Regions from separate parts of the Mus musculus genome. Here region 2 is linked to region 1. Evidence: chromatin loops called from intact Hi-C (ENCODE). Cell type or tissue: left cerebral cortex. All regions are shown on one strand. Each heading gives the region's core, and the rest is flanking DNA. Links, peaks and the distances in the headings are about the cores only.

Evidence for each region. A loop is a pair of places that touch in the nucleus more often than their neighbours do. Peaks named below come from ENCODE experiments on the same cell type or tissue, not always from the same donor. Only the 100,000 strongest peaks of a DNase experiment are listed, where the experiment ranks them.
Region 2: a loop joins it to region 1, with 10 times the contacts of the local background. A loop is called at or near these places in 13 of 42 quality-filtered maps.

What each region holds. Positions count from the first base shown.
Region 1 is chr2:26,295,320-26,305,834 of GRCm38, forward strand. It overlaps Gm35807 (a long non-coding RNA gene), which reads left to right. Exons shown (of 3, transcript XR_374168.4): 1 at 1-1,056; 2 at 3,610-4,790; 3 at 6,455-6,725. It also overlaps a transcript of Ccdc187 not described here. Among named protein-coding and RNA genes, the nearest start is that of Gm35807, 5.9 kb to the left of the region's middle. In left cerebral cortex, for the core only: a CTCF peak has its summit at 5,663 (motif pointing right); DNase peaks (open chromatin) are centred at 3,751, 4,152, 4,894 and 5,660; H3K27ac peaks cover 1,906 bases.
Region 2 is chr2:26,346,530-26,357,044 of GRCm38, forward strand. It overlaps Dnlz (DNL-type zinc finger), which reads right to left and starts at 5,581. Exons shown (of 3, transcript NM_026828.3): 1 at 5,244-5,581; 2 at 4,806-4,945; 3 at 1,589-4,029. The coding sequence starts at 5,483. The coding sequence ends at 3,876. Card9 (caspase recruitment domain family, member 9) reads right to left here. Exons shown (of 13, transcript NM_001037747.3): 7 at 10,229-10,354; 8 at 8,804-8,995; 9 at 8,301-8,342; 10 at 7,828-7,876; 11 at 6,412-6,485; 12 at 5,956-6,032; 13 at 5,658-5,882. The coding sequence ends at 5,783. Gpsm1 (G-protein signalling modulator 1 (AGS3-like, C. elegans)) reads left to right here. Exons shown (of 14, transcript NM_153410.5): 14 at 278-1,708. The coding sequence ends at 484. In left cerebral cortex, for the core only: CTCF peaks have their summits at 5,628 (motif pointing left) and 5,827; DNase peaks (open chromatin) are centred at 5,105 and 5,580; H3K4me3 peaks cover 2,741 bases; H3K27ac peaks cover 2,403 bases.

The DNA.
Region 1 (10,515 bases), core at 3,444-7,443:
TTCTAGTACCGAATAGGTAGGGTCCAGAGTCAAGTTCCAGTATCCTGGGCACATCTGGTGCCAACTTTTCTATCTACCACTTTCCCCAAGACTGAGGGAGAGGAGGCCTTCCAATTGACTGTCCCTGGGGCAGGTCTGCAGAGCTAACCTTAGGGAAATGGGCAGCATGCCCATGACGGGGATCTGACTTTGCTGAGGCAGGAGGATGTGGGAGGTGAGCTCTGCCACCTAGGGGCCCAGGTGAACTTATGCGTGTGTTCCTATTGGCAATAGTTGACTGCCCTAGCCTAGATCAGCCCTGCTGGGCCTCATCTACTCCCATGGCCCTGGAGCAGATCCCACTCATATGTTCCCTAATGGCACCAGTGGTCTCTGTAAGTGAACTTTAGGACAGCATCAAGTATAGTTTGTTGTCTAGAAAACACAAAGGCCTAGATCCCCGTGCTCCAAGGGATGGCATGTACCTCCTAGGACAAGACAGTCAGCTAGGCTTATACCAGACTGCTGCATTCTAGCCCAAGTCAAGACATGAGGAAGCTGGATCACCCAACTCTAGGGTCTTAAGAGAGCTCTGCTTCAGAATTCTCTGTTCCATAGATCCTCCTGGGAACATCCTTGGTGGCCTTTGCTAGCCTGTCTCCCACCTGCTGCCTGCAAGATAGGGGTCACCCCTGCGGTGCCAGGGCTATCCAAACTCTCAGGGTTTGGACCTTTATTGTGAAATGGTTTCCTTCAAGATTAAAACATTCCAAACTAAAGGGAAGCTCCTAAAACAAGGAGGTGAACAACTCACAATAGCTTCAGGAAGTCCCTGAAACTGACCAGATTTACTCAGTGGTAATAAAGACTGCGGAGAGTCACTCTTGCCTACTGAAACCAGACCAACTTTCTGGGAGAAGCAGAAACCAGTCGAGCAGCCTAGAAGAGTTTTAGACCAGAGGATACTCTCCGACCTGTTGAGCTGCCTGCAGACTGTACAGATTCCCAGCACTGTGAACTGTCACCCATGCCGGGGTGGACCTTGGTCGTGCAGCTGTCTGAGTCATTTCTGCTCCTGTAAGTAACCCTTCATCCATTTTCCTGTAACTAACTTCAATAAAACTCACTGCTTCACCAAGTTGGACTTGGTGGAATCCCTACTTTTGTCTGGCATGAGTCTGACATGGTCTGTCTATCTGGAGTGAGTAGAAGGAGAATGTTGCATCTCCCTAGGAAACATTTTGTCACACAACAAACAACCTTGAATAACAGTTACCTTTGGCACAAAGGAGCTGATGAAGTCCTGTTAATGTTCTCCTAGTGGCAAGGAACAGGGTGCTTCTGAGAAGGGGAGACAGAATTTCCTCACTGGCTAGCAACCCTGCTTCCCACCCACAGGAAGCTGCTTAGGGGCCGAGCTGGGGCCGAGCTGTCTCCACCAACTGAGGCATGACTTGTCTGGAAAAAAAAAAGCCACACCATAAACAAAACAGATTAGCCAGAGCCAGTACGTGGCTGTCGCTCTGAACTGAGTTATTACAACAAAAGCCCTGTGAGCAGAAAAATAATACCCAGGATGCAAAGCAGCAGCAGCAGCCTGCAGACTGGCTCCCACACACCCTGTCTGCTGCCACCATCCTTCAGGCTGGGAGTTCCTATCCTTCTGTGTGTCCCATGCTACCCCACAGGCTTGGCACTCTGCCCTTCCTAGTCTCTTTCAGCGTTGGCATACAATGGCTCAGTGAAGATGGCTGCTACATCCTTCTCACAGTCCAGGCTCACCAGAGGCCTCAGCTGCACCTCATAAACCTCTGCTGATACCCAGACCACGGCAGGATAAAACCTGCAGACTGCCCACCCTGCCCTAGGACTGCCACAGCAGCTGGCATGACAGAACTCTGTACTGTGTGTCTGCCACAGGGTAGTTAGGAGCAAGGCTTCATGGCCTCTGGGCAGACCATAGCCCAGGAAAAAGAGCACACATGCCCCATTCAGGCCAGGCCTGCACTTAACTGCCAGCAGCATCTCAGCCAACCTGGAAGCTCACTACAAGGCTCTGGAGGTCTGAGCCCCTCAGCACCCTGCTCCTGGGCTCCTGACACTTACCAACCTACCATCCTCTCTGTCTCCACAGGTATAAAGCAGCAGCTTAGCTCTAGAGGCCACACAGGCCCCCACTCACCCTGCCTCCTCCTTCACCTCTCTCGGGAGGGTACCTCCCCTCTACCATCCTACTGTGTGACCAGGGGTCCCACACTGATACCACACTGGCTGTACCTGCCAGCTTCCCTCTGCCATCCTCAAAGGGCAGGACTCCTCAGGGACGTGCACAGCCTTGCTAGCAGCTAGCTCTGGCCACGTCCCTTTCATAGCATTCACAGAGACCCCTGAAAGGCTGGGGACTATCTTAGCCACTGATGGCTCTGACCTTGACAGCTCTATAATGCCCACTGACCAGAGGAACCAAGTCACATGTCTAAGGTCCTGGCAGGGTCATATCCAGAATACCAAATCCTCTCTACAATTCACCATACCCCTGCAGCCAGCAGCAGCAGCAGCAGCAGCCACCTGAGGGTCCTTGGGACCGTGCAGAATTTCACCTAAGGGACAGCTTGTTATCAGGAAAAGGATAGGAGGAAAATCCAGCAGAATAGTCACATGCCGTCTGTCCAGCAGAAAGAGGTCTCTGGTCAGTGGCCTCAGGCAAGTTCATTTAGAGTCCTGGGCCTTAGTCTGCTCCTTAGTAGAGTGGGCAGAGTCTTAGCAGGGCTCCTGGGAGGTCAGCATTGCATAGATTACAAGGTGCTCACCTAGCTGGGCTTAGAATTTTTGCCTGTCTGTCTGTCTGTCTGTCTGTCTGTCTGTCTATGCATGCCAGAACCCAGACCACTGTCCAGTTCTTCTATGGACCACCTAGGTACAGCTATGAGTGACAGTTACCCCGCAGCATAGCCAATAGGCACCTCCCCTCAGCCCCATGCAGGCTTCAGCCAACGGCATATGCTATATTTAGGCTGCAGTCTGGGTGGGCAGTGGCAGCGTGGGGAGGGGCTTCCTTCTGAAGCCTGCAATGATTCTAATTAGCCCCATTGTTTATTTCTCACCCCCTCCTCCCTGGAAAAGCAAATCCCAGAGCAGGCTAGGGCAGTCAGCAAAGCGTGAGGGGAGCAGGGCACCACACCCATCACAGTAGCATGGTATCGCAGTGTATTCCACAGCAACAGTGACTCAGGTCTGGCGTCCTCACGTTGGCATGGCACCCAACCGCCAACAAGACCGCCCAGACTGCAGCCTGATCAGCATCCCCAGCTGCCACAGCCCTGCCCTGAACACACCATAATACTGACAGCCAGGAAAAGGAGCAGAGTCTCTGGCTTCTAACAAAAGCATCCTGGTCTCCCCGGACCAAAGCAGGTCAGAGCTGGGAATAACCAGCAGATGGCAGGTACACCCTGATACAAAGCACCAATCTCTTCCATGACACACAATATACACACCATACACATAGCACACAGAAACACACACACACACACACACACACACACACACACACACACACCTGCTACGCAGGTCCAGCCAGCTCTGTGGCTACAGGTTTTGATTTGGTTGCCCATCTTTCTATCCCCACAGCCGATTCCAACTGTCTGCTCTCCAGGGAAGCTAACTGATGCCTCAGGCTGATCTGAGCCCCAGGAAACAATGGCCTCACAGAGGTGGCAGATGCAAGCATGCCCAACACAATAGAAGCGATTTGGGAAGGATGGTACCATGCAGGGAGGCAGATGCATATGCTGAAAGGATGGAGATGAAACAGAGATGTGGATCGGACAAATGCCTGTCTTCTCCTCAGAGGAGGTGGCAGGAAATGCAGGCACAGATGCAAGGAGTGCCCCTCCAGCCCACTCCTACAGTTCAGTTCCTGCAAAGCTCCTCCCTCTGCTAAGAACCAAAAACTGTGACACAACAACCCAATAAACCTTGGGAGACACTGTCCTTGCCCCACTAAGGTCCCCAGCAGGACCAGGGACCCATGCTGTCAGAGTGAAGGCAACAAGAAGAAACCCCCATTACTAGTGCAAGCCTCAACAGGGCCTGCCAGCCCTTTCTATTGTCCCTCAGCGCCACCTTCCATAGCCAACAACAGCAATCCCTGCTGAATAGGCTCTGGTAGTCCGGTTTCTGTGGACAACGGTTCTTAATAGGCCACCACCTGGGGCATTCAGACCCTTGCCAGCATACCACTAAGCTCTGGCTCCTTGCCGAAAGCCATGAGAGAACCTCTGTCACCATAGCCATAAAAGGAAGAGCAGAGATCCACCTCCGTACAACCTCCTGGAACCTGAAGCCCTCAGAGCTCTGCTCCTAGGGGCTTGCAATATGCCAGCTCCTGGCCAGGGAACATCCATCCGAAAGGAGCCCGTGGGCACCCCTCTCTGAAGGGTTCAGAACGGGGATCTGATAAGCACCAGCTCTGGGGTTCCACAGCTGTCTTAGCCCTTAACACAGACACCCCCTCCAGGGGCAAGAGGCATTCCAGCGGGACTATTAGCCAAGTGGCAGTGCCTACAGCCCTCCAACGGACACCAAAATCTAGTGCAGGGGACTCCTAACAGTGGGCCCTGAGGCCAGTGATGGGCAACCTGCAGGACGGAGGACAAGATGGCTCCAACTCCAACAAAGCTAAGAAGCCTAACTCTTCTCCTGTCCACCTCTCCAGTGCCACCCTCTCCCTTACCATGCTGCTGAATCTTGCCCCTTCCCCTAAAGAATTGCAGGAGACTGGGCAAGGATCTGGTGCCACCCTCTCCCAGGTACTCACTCACTGGAAGGGCAGCTGGGAAGGGCAAGCGCCTGGGAGCAGGAGTGTGGGTGGGTATCTGAGAACCCAGGGCTGGAGTCAGTGAGGGAGGCAGACTTGTGCAAGGGTTGCCAGAGAAACCTGGCTCCTCCCCCCAATCCCTGCTTAGCACCTGGGAGGCTGAGTGCCAGGGGCCTTATCTGTGCAGCTGCCCCATGTGGGCTTATAGGCAGCTGCCCCATGTGGGCTTATAGGCAGAGTACAGCAGGGTAAACCTGGCCCCTGAAGGTGAGGAAAGACTGAGAGGTTGAACTAAGCAAGGAAGGGTTTGTGCACACCACTGAGGCACCTCCACCCTCTCTGCTCCCCTGGTCCAGAGCTCTCCCCAGGTCCTGGCGCTGACTCAGCTCATGGTTGCTTCATGCTGCCTGCTGCAGGCATACTCCTAGCTCTTGACTCCGCAGCAGCAGCCCGGCCACTTGAAAGCCTGCAGGATCCCAGAATGCCAACAGGCAGCTTCTGAAACACGGACTCAGGCAGAAGAGCCAAGCCCTGGAGAGAAGCCAGGGAACTTTTTATGTGGGTAAACAGTTAGATATGGCACAAGGTCCCTCTGGTAATACCAAATTCAAAGCCTGCAGAGCCGCTATTGTAGCTGGAGTGGGTGTCCTTGGGACAGTGACAGGAGGCTGTTGGAATAGCAGGATGCTGGGCTCAGGCCCTGCCCAAACCCTGCCACTTTAAGTCGCACATGCTGTGACACTTGACCTTTCCACTGGGGTGCTAATGTGCAAGACTACGCTGTTAGTCTGATTTCCTTTCCCTGTTCCTTGGACACCAGACAGCAGCCTGGTGAAGGTTCTCTCCACCTGCAACTTCCAGTGACGCCAGCAGGTGGTGCCCTCTCCCCAAACTGTTTGTGGAGTTCTCCAATTGCAGATGCCACCAAAGGACACAGAGCACCCCTCCCACCCAAAAAGCACTTCAGAAAAAAAAAATTTTTTTTTTAATCAGGAAATTCCTCAGCTGGGAGCAGGGTGGTGGTGGCCATAATCCCAGCACTTGGGAGAGAGAGGCAGGTGGATCTCTGGGTTCGAGGCAGTTCCAGGACAGCCAGGGCTACACAGAGAAATCCTGTCTCAAAAAGAAAGAAAAAGAGAGAGAGAGAGAGAGAGAGAGAGAGAGAGAGAGAGAGAGAGAGAGAGAGAGAGAGAGAGAGAGAGGAAAGAAAAGGAAAGAAAAGGAAAGGAAAGGAAAGGAAAGGAAAGGAAAGGAAAGGAAAGGAACTAAGAAAAAAAGAAAGAAATTCCCTTAGGTATTCAAGAAAATATGGTTTGGGGCAAAGATTGGAAGATAGCCTTGCTCCTGGGATGCACAGGGCACTCCTTGTCCCTTAGTAGAACCACGGCAGTGAGGCAGGTAGGGACTCGTCCCTGGGCCCTTGGGTAGAGAACTCAATGCTGTCCTAGGCATAGCCCCTCCGTCTGCCGCAAGACCACACTCAAGGTGGCTCCTGCCCTAGGCAGGCAATCCTGGGAGGGTGGCTTCTGTAGTCTGGAGTTCTGGGGACCTGCAAAGGGTCAGCCCAGTCATCATCTATATTCTCAGTGGGGGCCAAGACTTGGATGCATCTGACCCAAGGCTAAGCACAGAGGCTGAGCTGGAGGTTTTTTACAGCAATTTGACACACGGGCCCAGGGTAACCCCTGGGAAAAGAAAGTCCTGGGTCTAAAAGAAATCAAAGTGAGCAAATCATGGGAGCAGCAAGTCAGCAAGCAGCAAGCCAGCAAACAGAACTTCCATGGCCTCTGCACCAGCCCAGCAAGCAGACTTTCCACAGCCTCTGCACCAGCTCCTGCCTCCAGGTTCCCACCCAGTTTGAGTTCCTGCCTTGGCTTCCTTTAAAGGACTGTGATTCAGGATATTCGAGCCAAATAAACCCTTCTCTCCCCAAGTTGCTTTTGGTCATGGTGTTTCATCACAGCAATAGAAACCCCAACTAAGACAAAGGTCAATCTGTGAGGTACCGAAATTCCTGAGAGAGACCCTGGGTCATACCCCACCAGCAGCAACATCCTCACCCTGTGTCACTGAGGCTCATCTGCAGTGCGGCCTTGGCTCCGGCCTCACTTCCCGAAAGTGATGGCCTTTATACCATGCAAGTGACAAAATGTTCTCTAGAGTGGAAAGATGAAACACATATGTCCCATGTCAGACCAAAGTACGGCCATCACCAAAGTCCAGCTTAGGGAACAACGGGTTTTATTCGTTGTTATTTACATGAGGGGTTATTTATAGGAGCAGAAATGACTCAAAGACAGCTGTATCACCAAGGCCCACCGCACCACTCGTGACTGCTCACAAAGCTGGGAAGCCTTAGAGTCTGCAGGCAGCTCAACAGGTTGGAAAGTGACTCAGTTTACACCTCTTCCAAGCAGCTGCACGGGCCTCAAGTCTTTACAGCTTGGGTCCTCTAAGAGGGCTTCTTAGCTTTTGTTGCTTTCTCTAGCAGGAAGAGGGCCTAGTGAATCTGGTTAGTTTCAGGGACTTCCTGAAGCTATTTTGAGTTGTTTGCCTTCATGTTTAAGGTGATTCCTACAGGATGGAATGTTTCAATCTAGGAGGAAACTGTTGTACAACATGCCAGCTTTGCAACTGGGTTGCTGAATACTTGAGTACAATGCTGGAGTTGTCCAATGGGTGTTTCCATGTCACAGGCATTGGACAGGTAAGGAGTGAGACCATACAGATCTTTGCCAAAGTCAGAGGGCTTCAAGTTCAAAAGAAAAACAAGAGGGGTTTTTTAAGATTTATTTTTTGTTTATGCGTATGAAATTTTTACATCCATACATGTATGTAAACCACATGTCTGCCTGTTGGATCCCTTAAAACTGGAGTTATGAATGAATGGTTGTGAGTCATTATGTGAGTATCGGGAATAGAACTCAGAACCTCTGCTAGAGCAACAGTGCTTCTAACCAACTGAGCCATGTGTCCAGCCCCACAAAAGTTATTTCTTTTCATTGACAGGTAATATGACCAAATTAGTTGGTCTCCCAAGTTTTAAAAGAACTCCCCATCGTATGGCTCTGGAGACTCTAGCCAGACTCTCCCACTCTGGTTCCTGGCAGTTTCTTCTTGGCCTAGCCACCTGTCTCTGCTGTTTTGTCTCTGATTGGCAGCTCTGGGAACATGGCTGTCCCTGTGGGGAATAAGAAGCCAGGCTGGAGCAGGCATGAACCTGACTCTCTACACAACAGTCAATACCTTCTTCTCCTAAGCAGAAAGAGTCAAGAGGCTCTAGGCATCTTCTCTGATGATGCTTTGATTCCAGGGCAGTTCATGTGCTTATATGACTTTAAGGCTTCAACAGATCAAAGAAAGATCCCAGAAAGTCCAGTTTGGAAACAAATGAATTTACTGAGCTTAATTTTAGAAGTGGGAGTAACTTGTGAGCAGGTGTACCTCCAAGGAGGCCCATCTTGAGTTATCCTAACCTACAAGACCACGTGCGGCCTCAGAGGGAGGGAGTGGTAGCCTGAGTCTGAGGTGAAGGCCTTGTGGCCCTCCTCTGTCCTGATCACCATAGACCTACTAACTAACTATACTGTTTAGTTCATTTCTATGACCGGATCAAAGTCTCCTATGGGTCACAGCATTACTGTTTTACATGATGATTGTCATTGAGCGTCAAGGAAACAGCCATGTCCAGCACCCACCCAGTTACCCATTTCCATAATGGTTGTCCTTAACTGTCTTCCCCAAGTCTGCTTTTGCTCTCCCATCCCTACACTCACCTGCTCTAAGCCAGAAGGGACAAATTCCAAAGTCCTCAGGGTGTTGGGCTCACAGGGCTTCCAATACTACAGAATCTTCTGATTTGTTCCACACTGAATTGTAGTCCTCTACCCCAGACATAGCACCTCCAGATCTTATTATCCTACTTGTCCTGGAAGTCCCCATACTTCCCAGAAAGCGCCTGCTACTCCCTTTTCCCCTTCTCTTCTTTCTAGTTGGCCTCTTTAGGATTAGTGGAACATATTCTGCTAGTGGCTTCCTTCATGAGAACAGAAACTCTTCTGAGGTCTTTGTCCCATTCTCCATTAGAGCATTAGAGAAGTTAGTTTGGCTAGGTATAGAATTCTGAGAAGTGAAGGCATCTTATGTGGTCTTCCAGCACCTAGGATGTTTTTGAGAAGTCTAAAGCATATATAGATCCAAAGTCCAGGAAAGCTGGACTTTGTGGTACACACTTGTAATCCCAGCCCTTGGGAGACAAAGCAAGAAGATTGCTGCAATCTCAAGGCCATGTCTGATCTGCATAGTAGGTTCTAGCCCACAATGTAAGACCCTGTCTCAAAAAAAGGGTTGGGGGAAGCCTGTGTAAAATTTATAGAGGTCACATGGATGGCAATCATCAGGACCTTAGCATTTCTAACAAGTGTGTACATTCAATGGTGAAGATGAGAGGACCCTAACATAACAGAGGAAATACTTTTCTGCCAAAAGCCATGTTGTAAATGTCATACCTAAGGGCAGGGACCAAAAGATCTAACCATGAAGTCATGAAGATGGCTAATCCCTCCCTGGGCATCCTTGGCAGTTGGCTTACTCATAGTGTAAGTACTCATGGTTGCTCTTTGAGGTAGGAATCATGGCATGACTGTGGTGAGGGCTTAGAGGGAGCCTACAGAGGCAAATCCCACTGTGGTGGTTTAAATAAAAATGGCCCTCTTAAACCCATAGGGAGTGGTACTATTAGGAGGTGTGGCCTTGTTGGAGTAGGTGTGGTCTTATTGGAGAAAGTTTGTCACCCAGTGAGGCGTTGAGGCCTCAGATGATCAAGCCACACCCACTGTGGTATTCTCTTCCTGTTGCCTGCTGGTCTGAATGTAGAGCTTACAAATCCTCCAGCACCATGTCTGTCTGCTGCCATGCTTCTCACTATAATGGACTAAACCTCTGAAACTGTAAGGCAGCCCCAAGTAAATGTTTCCCTTTACAGTATTAGAGACCTTAACTAAGACACCTACCCAGCCAAAATATTGAAACAGCCAACCTGTGTTGTTGGGCTGGGATGGTGAAGACTGTCTTCATCCTTGAGGATCTGAGGATACGGGACATTATCTCCCCTCACCTCTAATCACCAATGCTGGAGAGTGACAGTGATGCTGTCCAACAGTCACATCAGATCCTCCAGGCTCCCTTCACCTCTAATCACCAATGCTGCCCCGCTAGAGCAGGGCAGGCTGGAGAGTGACAGTGATGCTGTCCAGCAGTCACATCAGATCCTCCAGGCTGAGGCCATTGTGGTGCTCAGGTTGACATGGCTCCAAGGCATCTTCCAAGCTATGATATGTGCTCGATCCATCTAGCACACTGAATTCAAAACATGCCACTGCGTGAAGCTATGGTACACATGGTCCCGTCCAGAACTAAGTTTTGTTCTCCTGCCCTACCCCTATAGGCATTCTTCTACGTCATAACCATTGGCTTCCACAGTGAGCAATGCTGCTGGACCAGTTGAGCAAAGAGGGTGCTGGCATCAGGTGACAGATCCATGTCTGACACTTGCCCAGCTGTGATTCTGAGGTCCTGTCCTTAACAATTCCAGAACCAATGGTCAGAAGTCTTGCTGGGTGTCCCCTTTCCAGCAAAAGCCACCTGCCATGGTGACAGAGGAGATTGGAATCTGATGACCTCAGGCTACAGAGGCAGCACAGTCCACACTAATGGCA
Region 2 (10,515 bases), core at 3,278-7,277, 51 kb after region 1:
TACGACCTAGCCTTTTTTATTTGGTTGGCCAGCCACAGCTCCGAGTAAGTCATCAGGCGATGCTGCCAAGGCAAAGCTTTTAGCATTACCCCAGAGCCAGGGGCAGGAGGTGGCTGAAATAGGTCCCACTTGGATTACATCATTCTTCCCAAGCCAGTGTTTGCTGTCTTCAGATTTCCAATAAGCCCATCACCTTCCCAGTGCCAGGATAGGTCCATAGGCCCTCTAAAGACCCAAGAAATACAAGACCACCAACCTCCATTGTGTGTCTGCCCAGTCCTCCAGGATTGATGACCAGCGCTGCCCACCCCCTGATGTGCTGCCCCGTGGCCCTACCATGCCTGATGAGGATTTCTTCAGCCTTATCCAGAGGGTGCAGGCTAAGCGGATGGATGAGCAGCGTGTGGACCTTGCTGGGAGTCCAGAGCAAGAGGCCAGTGGGCTGCCTGATCCCCAGCAGCAGTGTCCACCGGGTGCCAGCTAAGGCCTCGCCCCTACAGCCAGCCATACCCTACTCTGGACTCTGTAGGCTCACGGTTGTCCACAGTGGCCATGATCCCCCAATAAGCCAAATCTTCCCAAGGCCATGATGGACAGCCAGCTCAGCCCCAGCCCCTTCCCACTGAGCCAGATGGTGGGTGCACAAGGCCCCCCCATCCCAGGTGGTGGGTGCAGGCTAGAGCTGCTATATGGGGGAGGGCATGCTTCTGTCCCCATGGATCTCCACAGCTTCCTGCAGGCCTGCCCTGCCCTGCCCTAGGCCGGGCCTTCAGCATGTTGGCCCCGAGCCCCGGTGCTGTCCAGAGTCTTTTCCCTCAAGCCCTGCCCTGCCAAATGTGAAACTCTGCCAACTCTCCCAAGGCCCCCAGAGGGGCTTCAAGGACTTCTTCTGGTGGGGGCTACAGTGCTAAGGCATCTTCTGTCCCCCAGCTGGTCCTGGGATGGCTATGAAGGAGGTACACTCTGATCTGCCTCACGACCCCAGGGCAGGCACTATCCTGGCCTGGCTGTGCCCAACCCTGCTGAGGGAGATTGGCAGCTACAAAGTCCAGACACCCTGACCTGGTAGTCCCCAGCCTTGCACTTGGCCTTTGAGGAAAGATGGAGCTTGCCCCTGGCAGAGGGGAGAGGCAGGTCTCCAAGCATAGGGTCTTGTACTAGGAGTGCTGAGCTCTGGCTGGTAGTGGACGTTCATGAGGGATCCTCTCAACTAGATCCTTCAGTCCTCTTAGTGAGCATCTACCTTCTATTACTAGGGAGATGATATCTTGGCTTTCTCCCCAAGGAGGGGTCCATATCTTAATTGGACACAGGGCACTGTAGTTGGGGTGGAGACTCAGCCAGAACTGCCGGGGCATCCATGAGACAGACCCTTCGGGACCGTGGTCCTAGTTCTTGCCTACAAGTCCTATAGGTAGCCCTACTGGAGGGCTCTGTACAACTGTCTAACCCAGGGCCTCTTACCCAGAGGGCCAGGGCAAGGGAAACTGAGGACCCAACTTCTGAGAGGGAGAGGCAACATCACTCTGAGAGCAGAAACAGATACTAGAGCACAGGGTCTCGGGCGGGACATGGTGGCCGCCCCGCATACTTGAATGTACATGCGTATTTATTGCTTACATGTGTTTGCCATGTTGTTCATGGGTCCTTTCTGACCCGAGAGGTACATTTGTTTTGTTTTACCCAAAAATAAAAGTCTGCCAAGTGAGTGTGGCTTCTGTTGGAATTTGTGTCAGCCTTCCCAGGACATGGTATTGGCTTACCCAGTGCAGTGTACAAGGCCCCTGAGATCATGCAGCATGTCTCTGCTGCATGCGACAGTGAGAGGCGGGGCCAGAGCCGCTACTGCTGCTTTCTCTGCTGTTCTCCATTATGCTGACTTTCCAGAGACAGGAAACAGAAGCCAGGGATGTCACAGTACATTGGTAAACACTCAGGACTAGCCCTTCCAAGCAGCCTCCCCGCCCCCGACTGGATTGGACCCAGCCCCAGAGCTTCCTATGTCTTAGCAGTTCCCATTACAAGCGCTGGATTATGCCAATCTAAGCCACAGAGGAACTTGTCTTCAATGTTCATGTAGTGGGCAGCACCCCATGTAACTCAGATCCTGATTGGGCCCTTTGGGGAGTGTCCTGATGGGCCAAGGGTAGCAGAACATAGCTAAGACCAGTAAAATAGCCTAGAGAATTCTCTATCGTCTAGAGCACTGTGGTTGCTCTAGAGGCAGCCACGCTTCTGGGCAGGCTGAAATTGCTCAGGTGCCGGGAGGCCAGCTGCCAGAGATGGCTGCCATGGGAAGGGGATGTATTGAGAGAGCCAAGCCACCCCACAGGAGTCACGCTGGTCTGGCCAAGAGGTGCTGTGATGTTGGGGTGGTACTTTACTTAGTCTCCACTGAAAGGGAGGAAGGAATGGAGAACTAAACTAGTCAGAACAATTCCAGGCTGTCAGGAACCTGGCCACATGATTGGGAACTGTGGCCCGTGGTGAGTCTGCAGAACACGGTGAGGTATGGACTCTGCAAGAATGGACTATGTGGAAAGTGAAGCTTCAAGTGAAATCCTGATGCACAGGAGACCCTCCCTGGGAAGGAGGCTCTGGAGCAGCAACAGGCAGAAGGCACACACACACAGGAGGTAAGTCCAAATCATGGGCTTCCCATCTAGAGGAGATACGCTAGATCCAGCTCTGTACTGTCAGGTCTAGCCAGCCCCAGGCCTCCGACAACTCTGGCCCAGACACCTGAGGACGAGGCAGCCCAGCCAGGCTCCACTGGTTCCTGACTTGAAGGCCCACAAGCAAGGCAATCGGCTCCTCTGACCTCGGTGTCCTCCACAGGGAGCAGGCTGGAGTCGGAGGCTGGCTCTTCCTCCAGGATGTGACAGTTTGTACAAATGGCACAGGAGGCTAGGGTGGGGATAATAGCAGGGTGTTTGCTGAGGGAAGGACAGGGGGTAATCGAGGGAAGGCACAGACTGCAAGTGCACCCGGCCTCCCAGGGCCCAGAGTGAACTGCTAATCACTAGCTGGGGTCCCAGGAGCCAGGGAAGCATTGTGTCCGTGTCAACTGCCTTCTCCACCCCCTGTCCCAGGATCCCCCCTGCCAGATGTTGAAGGTCACAGGGCCCAGAAACTCCCACAAAAAGCCTGTTTGTGCATCTGCTTGACTTCCTAAACACAAGACTATCCCAAAGGCATGTCAAACCAAGTTAGGAGATGAAGCACACACAAGGCAAGCATGATACGGCCCTCATCACTTCCATGCATCTCCTCTTGGACCTCAAGACAGGAGGATTGAGAGGTGCAGGCAGCTCATGGGTGGTGTGGTGTGTGTGTGTGTGTGTGTGTGTGTGTGTGTGTGTGGTGTGCCTCTGCCTGGATCACTCCCCTAAGCCTCTGAGCAGCGCTCTGCTCCTCGGCGGCCACCCAGAGCAGCCAGTTCTGCTACAGAAACCAAACCTCAGGGCTGGGCTGGACACTAGCTCAACAACAGAAGCCACCAGGGCTGGGGGTGGGGTGGGGGTGGAGGCAGGTCATATAGAAGGAAGAAGTAAAGAGCTCTGAGGAACAAAAAACCACCTGAGGCCACGAGCCTAACTCAAGACCAGATCCAGCCCTACTTAAGAAGGAGACCGACTGCACTGGGACAAAGCCACCCCCGAAGCCACCACTGTGGCTATCATGGGTGGGCATGAGGCTGGGCTCCTACAGCCACAGAGTTGTTCTGACTTCACAAGAGAAAAACAGGAGCCCAGGCCCGGTGCCTGGAGGTGATGGCTTTTTACTGACAAGGAACAGCAGCAGGCTTGTGAGGCTCCAAGTGAAGGGAGCGACTTTTGGGAAGACTGGAGTCTGCAGCTGTAGGAGTATGCAGATCAGCTCTGTCCCATCTTGCCAGGGTTGGGGGGATCCTCATCCCCTTCTGGGGTGTCAGGGGGTACAGCAGCCTCCAGAATCAGTTCCAGGGCACCGTCACCAGACACTCGGCGTACCTCCTCTCCTCTGGCTGCTAGGATCTCTTCAATATTCCTGCAAGACAGTAAGAGCAGCATCAGCCTTACTCTGGGCTCCCTCAAGGGCATCCCATGGTCATCTTGGGCCTGGAACACTTGTCCCAGCATCCAAGTGACACCAGTACCTTGCAGGCACCTAATGGCACCTTCACCAAATGTATCTGTTAACAAGTCCTCAGAAGCCATCTCTCTCGTACAGTGTACCACCAAGGGCCGTGGCCCTGCCTCTCACCAGGTAACACCCATCCCTGCATTTCAGTCTTGTCCCTACATATCAGAGCTGAGATTTCTCTGCAGTCCAGGTCTAAGAGGCGAACCCTAGAGACCCAAGGCCTGCACACTTATCACAGGCTATCTCCTCTGTGGCTCTGCCCTTACTCCTGCCACTGATCCCTCCTCATAGAACATTAAGAAGGCATCAGGCACAGCCTCCAAACTGACTCCTGGCCCTCCCCACTGCTCTCCCAAAAGTGGGAACACCACTGAAGGCTGCCCCAGTCCATAATCTGACACATACCCTTCCATCTGCCCTGAGTTGGCAGAGGACAAAAAGCCTCCACTAGAGATTGATAAGGCCCCTGGCGAGATCAGAGGTCAGGCAGTGACAGAGGTAGAGCCATAGAACTAGTTTGCCATATTTGGGGCCATTCATGGTTCATCTGAAGTTCAAATTCAACTGCTTCCAGGTCCACGTGGAAGCTGGGCTGTCCAGGTAGAGAGATCCAGGCAATGGATCCAGGCTCACACAGGGCCACAATCTTACTGTCTCCTACCCCTCCCAGCTGGCCTCACCTCTTCCCCTTCAGGTCAGAGAACCAGCTTAGGTTGTCTGCGATGATGTGGTGGTTCTGGCAACCAGGGCAAGTCACGATGACCACGCCCTGGTGATAGGCCAACTTTGAGATGCGCTTGGATGACCGAGTCCCACAGACCTAGCTGGGTTAGAGAGGTGGTCAGGCAAGGCATACACAGGAAAGTCTCTCCCAAGGTCTAACTCCATCCCGAGGGACAGCCTCAACCCTTTCTCTGATGATCCCACCTAGGCGACGGCGTCATTTCTAGACGCCTGTCTCCTGATAACCCAACCTAGAAGGCCCTGTGCCTCATTCCCACCCAGCCATTTGTAAAGACTCCGCCTCCTCCCTGGTCCGAAGGATACTTCCACGTTTCTGCCAGGACCCTACACCAACAGGAAACCAGCCAGCACCAGGTGTTGCCGACAGCGCCCACCTTGCAGGTGTAGACGAGTTGATAGTGGTCCGCTTCCACGCGCCCCAGCGCCGCCGCACGCCCTGATCCCGGCGCGGAGCTCGAGCTCCGCCAGCCCGAGGCCCAGCCCCAGGCCCAGCCCCGAAGTCTCTCCGCGGTCTTTAGGCGAGCCCCCAAATCCCAAAGCCGCCGCGGTCCGGAATCCCGGGTCCGCACACTACGAAGTAGTGTCGGCATGCGGCTCAGCGCTGTCCGCAACATCCCGCCTGCGAATCCTTAGCCACCTTTTCTTGCACCGCCCCGTGAAGCTGCGTCGACCATTTTGGTAACGGGCGCAGCGGCCGGAAGCGGCCCTCTTCGGCTTCCATCCGCCACCGGTGCACTGCTTTCTGTTGCCCCCTGGTGTCGCCCCGCTTGCATATCCAACCAACAGGCTCAGCTCGGTGATTATTTTATTTAGTTGCATTTTCTAATTCTAATACAGTAAAAAAAAAAAAAAAAAAAAAAAAACCGCAGCATCCTTTCACAATTCCACAGATGCTCAGCCTCGGCGCGGTTCGCTAGGAGCCCTCGGTGTCGGTGTTGTCGCTGCCTGTCGTATTCCCGCGATCCCCTTCTCCCTGCCGCCAGCTGTTCTGCATCTTGCGGAGCGCCCGCTTCCTGTGGGGCCCGCAGTGTGAGCAGGTAGGCACAGGTGTCCCACCCGCCAGCCGTCCTGCCCGCCGCCCCACACCTGCGGTAGTTCTCGAAGCTCTCCTTGAGGCGCCGCCGCTCCTTCTCCGGGGGCTCGCTGCTGCTGGGCCCCATGCCCTAGAGAAGGAACGGGGCCGGCAGCTGGACAACGGGGCGGGCAGCTGGACACCGTGGCCTTACCACGGCAGCCCTGGGACTCCAGCAGGTGTGGAGCATAGCTAGCTGGCCGTGGGGTCTGCTGGACTCCGAGATGACTGAGCGTGGGGTGACAACCCCTTTGTAGCCAGGTGAGTGGAAGACTTCTTTGCAGTGAACAGCAGTATGGGTGTCCTTACATTGTCCCCTCCCCTGTCCAACCACCCCACTATCCAAATGTTACATCCTACCCATACACTACCAAAGACCTTGTGATCCCCAGCTGTCCAGTGGCGTCACCCTCCTCCCCAGGATCAGCCATGTAGTAACCAGGGCTCTTGGGAACCCCAATCAGCCTTACATGGGTCAGTGAAAGATGCTCCTTGTTCAGAGCCATAAAGGGCTGCTCTGGGCTCTCCCTGTCTGCCAGTACACCTGAAAGGAAGATCTGTGCTTATGGGGGCCCCATCTGGTATGGCCACCTCCCTCTGCAAACAGCCCAACTAGCATTAGCCTAGGTCAGCCTTACGGGCTGGGACCTTTGCATGAGTCCAGTGGGGACTGCATTTCACAGAAACAGGCTGAGCCCTTGACTGCTACATCAACAGGGCTCCTACCATCAGTCACCCATACCGCCCAAGCTGACTGTCACCAAACACAAGGACAGATGGCTAGGAAAGACTCCAGGTCCCCATGATTATTTGCGAATGCATGCCCCAGTCCATGTCCCTTTTAGCTTGGCAACATTTTTGTGTCTAGTGGTTCCCATGGGTGGTGTGGGGGCAGCCTCAGTGGAGAGCTCAGGGCATCGGGGGCCTGGGTTAGTGCAAGTACACCATATTAATTAGAAGAATAATCATTCCAGGTAGCCAGAGCCAGCATGCCCCAGGTCCTGGGCAAACCAAGGCTCAAGCCTCTAGGTAGAAGATGTGCAGGGAAGGCTATGAACATCAAGAAACAATTATATCCAAGGAGGGCTCAGGGTGTGAGAACAACCCCGTCCCAGCAGCCCTGCCCCCTTCCCCTCTCATTTTCGTTGTGCCTAACTGTTGGCATGCCTTCAAGGGAGCTGGCTGCTCTTGCATCCTTCTCCTTGTGTGCCCACATGGAGCTCAGTGACCTCAGGTTGGGTCTTGGGGGCTGCAGTGGGTGACCCGTGCTTCTCCATCTACACCTCTTGTTCCCCTTTTGCCTTTGGTTAGAGCCTGGGGTAAGGCTGAGCTGAGGAAGTCTGTCTGACTTGTCACGAAAGCTCCCTGGGCTCCTCCCTGCGCCAGACCCTCTCGCCACCCACCCTCAGCTGCCCCAGCTGCCACCCCCCAGCTATTAGATCAGAGGAGGGTCCCGCCTGTCAGCCTGCTGTGGATAGCACAACCCCCAGCTCCTTGCTTGTGGCCCTGTCCGTAGCTCTATTCCTCCCCTCCTCATTGAGCACACCTGGGTACTGGCTAGTATCTCCCCCTGCAGGAGGAAGGCTAGTGGGGAAAGATGGGCCTATGAGGGATGGGGCCTCCACAATCACTGTCCTCTGAGCCACAGACCCTGAGACCTAAGTCCCACATTCAAATCAGATTCCTTATTCTCCGGGTGTGTTAGTCTAAGAGTTCTGCCCTTCACCATTGACTCTCCTTGCCTTGGGGAGTATCATCCTTGGCTGGAGTGGTGTGAATTCTGAGACAAAGTAAGTGACACAGCTTTACGTGCTGAGGATGGGCCAGGGTTAGGGAGGCCAGGAGACTGCAGCCTACATGCCTCTGATAGTACACGGTATCCTCACCTTTGTCTGAGAGCTGGGCATCCTCCTCCAGATCCTGAGGCAGTGAGAGCTTCCAAACAGAGACACGCCACCCAGTTAGACCATGCTACAAGCCACCATTGCCCTTCCTGTACTAAGTGTGGCCCAGCCCACTGCCCGCTTGACTCCAGCTCCTCAGTTGACACAGCCATCACTATCACCCCTCTGCACAGAGATTCTCAGGGACTCCGTCCCAGTCAGGCCAACAGGCAAAGGAAACCCTAGCATGAAGCTCTTGTCCTGAGAGGCCAGGATATGGGACATTAGTCTATGACTCACTTCTCACTTCGCTCACAGCAACAGCTTAGAGTTTGGCCAGCACTCTTCCCTGAATCCAACCCAAAATGAGAGAAAAGGGACAGCCCAGTTTAAGGGGACAGGACCATGTGGGAGATGAGTGTGAGGTCAGGTAGAGGTTGAAGGCCAGGGAAGGACCACTCTATGTCCACACTCACCTCCTGGGAGTTCCTGGGTGAACTGTCTTCCAAGTCAGAGCTCTGTGGCCACAGAAAAGGGAGTTGGTCAGTGGGCTGTAGGGGTTCCAAGCACCTGGGTATGGGGTGTGTAGGGCATGGTAAGAGCCCCATCCAGGCTCCATCCTCTAGGGAGGCCCTGCACATGTTTCTAGATATGCCCAGAATATGTCTTTCTTAACACTACACTCCAAGCCACCTGAAGGTTACTCCTTGGTCAAGGCTGCAGTCATTGGAGTGGTGTGGATAACCTTGAGTTACATCTGTGGCTGTCACTTCGCCATGAAGAGCTCTAATGAGGAAAACTGGGATTTAGGAAGGCCAGGCATTTTCCGAGGCCACAAGCAGGGCAGCAGTCATGGCAGGTTAGTGATAGGGCTGCTTCCAGGCTGATGGTTCCTCTTGGAATCCTGCCTTGACTTCACATCCTCCCCAGCTCTCTCACTGCCCAGCCCACCCTGGCGACAGCAGACACAGAGGCCTACCAGGATGAGCATGTCCAATTGCTGCTGCTTGAGTCTGCCCTCGGCGGCCAGTAATCGGCTCTCCGTCTGGAACAGCTGTAGCTGCAGCTCATCTGCCTTCTCACCCAGCTCTCGAACCAGCTTTCGAAGCTTATCTTTGTCCTGAAAGCTTTGGGTACACTGTGCATGCAGCTCTTCCCTGGAGGCCATAGCCTGTAGGAATAGCAGAGGGCACACCCTCAGCAAAGGACCTGGTTGATGCTCTTGGCTCTCATTTGGCAGTTCAGGTCCTGGCTGGACATCAACCACCCTGGTGTATGGCTGGAACTGCTGAACTGGAGGGATTCTCAAAGCAGTCAGGGCTCTCAGTGTACATGAACAAACCCTGGGCGGAGTTGGAAATGACCAGATTCTTAGCACTGGGGAGGCAGAAGTGGGATCAATAGTTTAAGGCCATCTTTGCACATATATTGAGTTGAAGGCAAGATTGGATTACATGAGACACTGTCTCAGACAACAAAACAAAACACTTCAGAGAAGCAGCCAAAAAAACCCGTGATTAATGCTCAGTAGTTCATAGGAAGCCCAACTGAGAAGTCCTACATCCCCAGCAGATAGCCAGTGGGTGTTTCTGTCCCACCTATGTGACATATTTTATAAATTCTGGATGCAGCTTGACATTAAAAAACAAAACAAAAACAAACAAACAAAAAAAAAAACAAACAAACCAGGATTCATGGCTGTTCTTAAATGAACACAAAGGTTTTTTTCTTTTGTTTCTTGGAAGACAGTTTCATTATCCCAAGGTGGCCTCCTATTTACTGTTAGCTGAGGTTGGCCTTGAATCTCTGACTCTCCTGTCTTTACCTCTAAATCCGGGGACCAGCATGCTGGGACTGCCATGTACTACCAAACATGGCTCAGCTGCTACCGCTTTTGTTATTGTTAGTGGTGGCTTTTTGAGACAGGGTCTCACATTGGACCCCAAACTGGCTTGGAATTCATGGTAAATCAGGCTGCCCTTAAATTCACAGTAATTATTTTGTCTCAACCTCCAACTGCTGGGATTGCAGGTGTGAGTTGCTACTACTGCCTCTGCCCGGGAGCCACCACAGGTTCTTGTACCAAATGCTCCCTACCCACAGCCTATGCACCTAGCAGCTTCCTCTCCCTACTGAAGTCTCCCACCTCCTTACCCCACCCCCACCCCCACCACAGGGACTGCTGTGTTCTCCTCCCGCATAAGCTCCTCCTTTGAATAAGGTAGACTTTGATGCATTTGTACAAGCAGTCCCGGGTTCTGTCTTCCAACACTGCCAAGTTACCCTGAGCATAAATAAAAAAAACAAAACAAAACAAAACACTTTGACTACTGCTCCAGTGTCTGCCGCACCAATACCCCAACACTCCTGGTTCTCCGTTTCTGAACACAAGTGTGGCACCTACCTGGTCCCTCTCAATGGAGACCTCCTCCATCTGCAGCAGGATAGCCTCGATACGGTCCTTGTACATCTTGGCATCCTTGCGCAAGGCCAGGCACTGCAGCTCGAACATCTCCTTTTCTTCCGTGCACTACAGGAAGCACCACTCAGCCTCACCCTCCCCTCCCTCCTCCTCCCCCTGGGCTGGACTCAGAGCAACAGCTCCAGGGCACACAAGGTCTGGGATAATGAGGAAGGCACTGGAGTTCCAGTCCAATCTAATCCAAGACTAACCTAGTCTAAGACCATGGC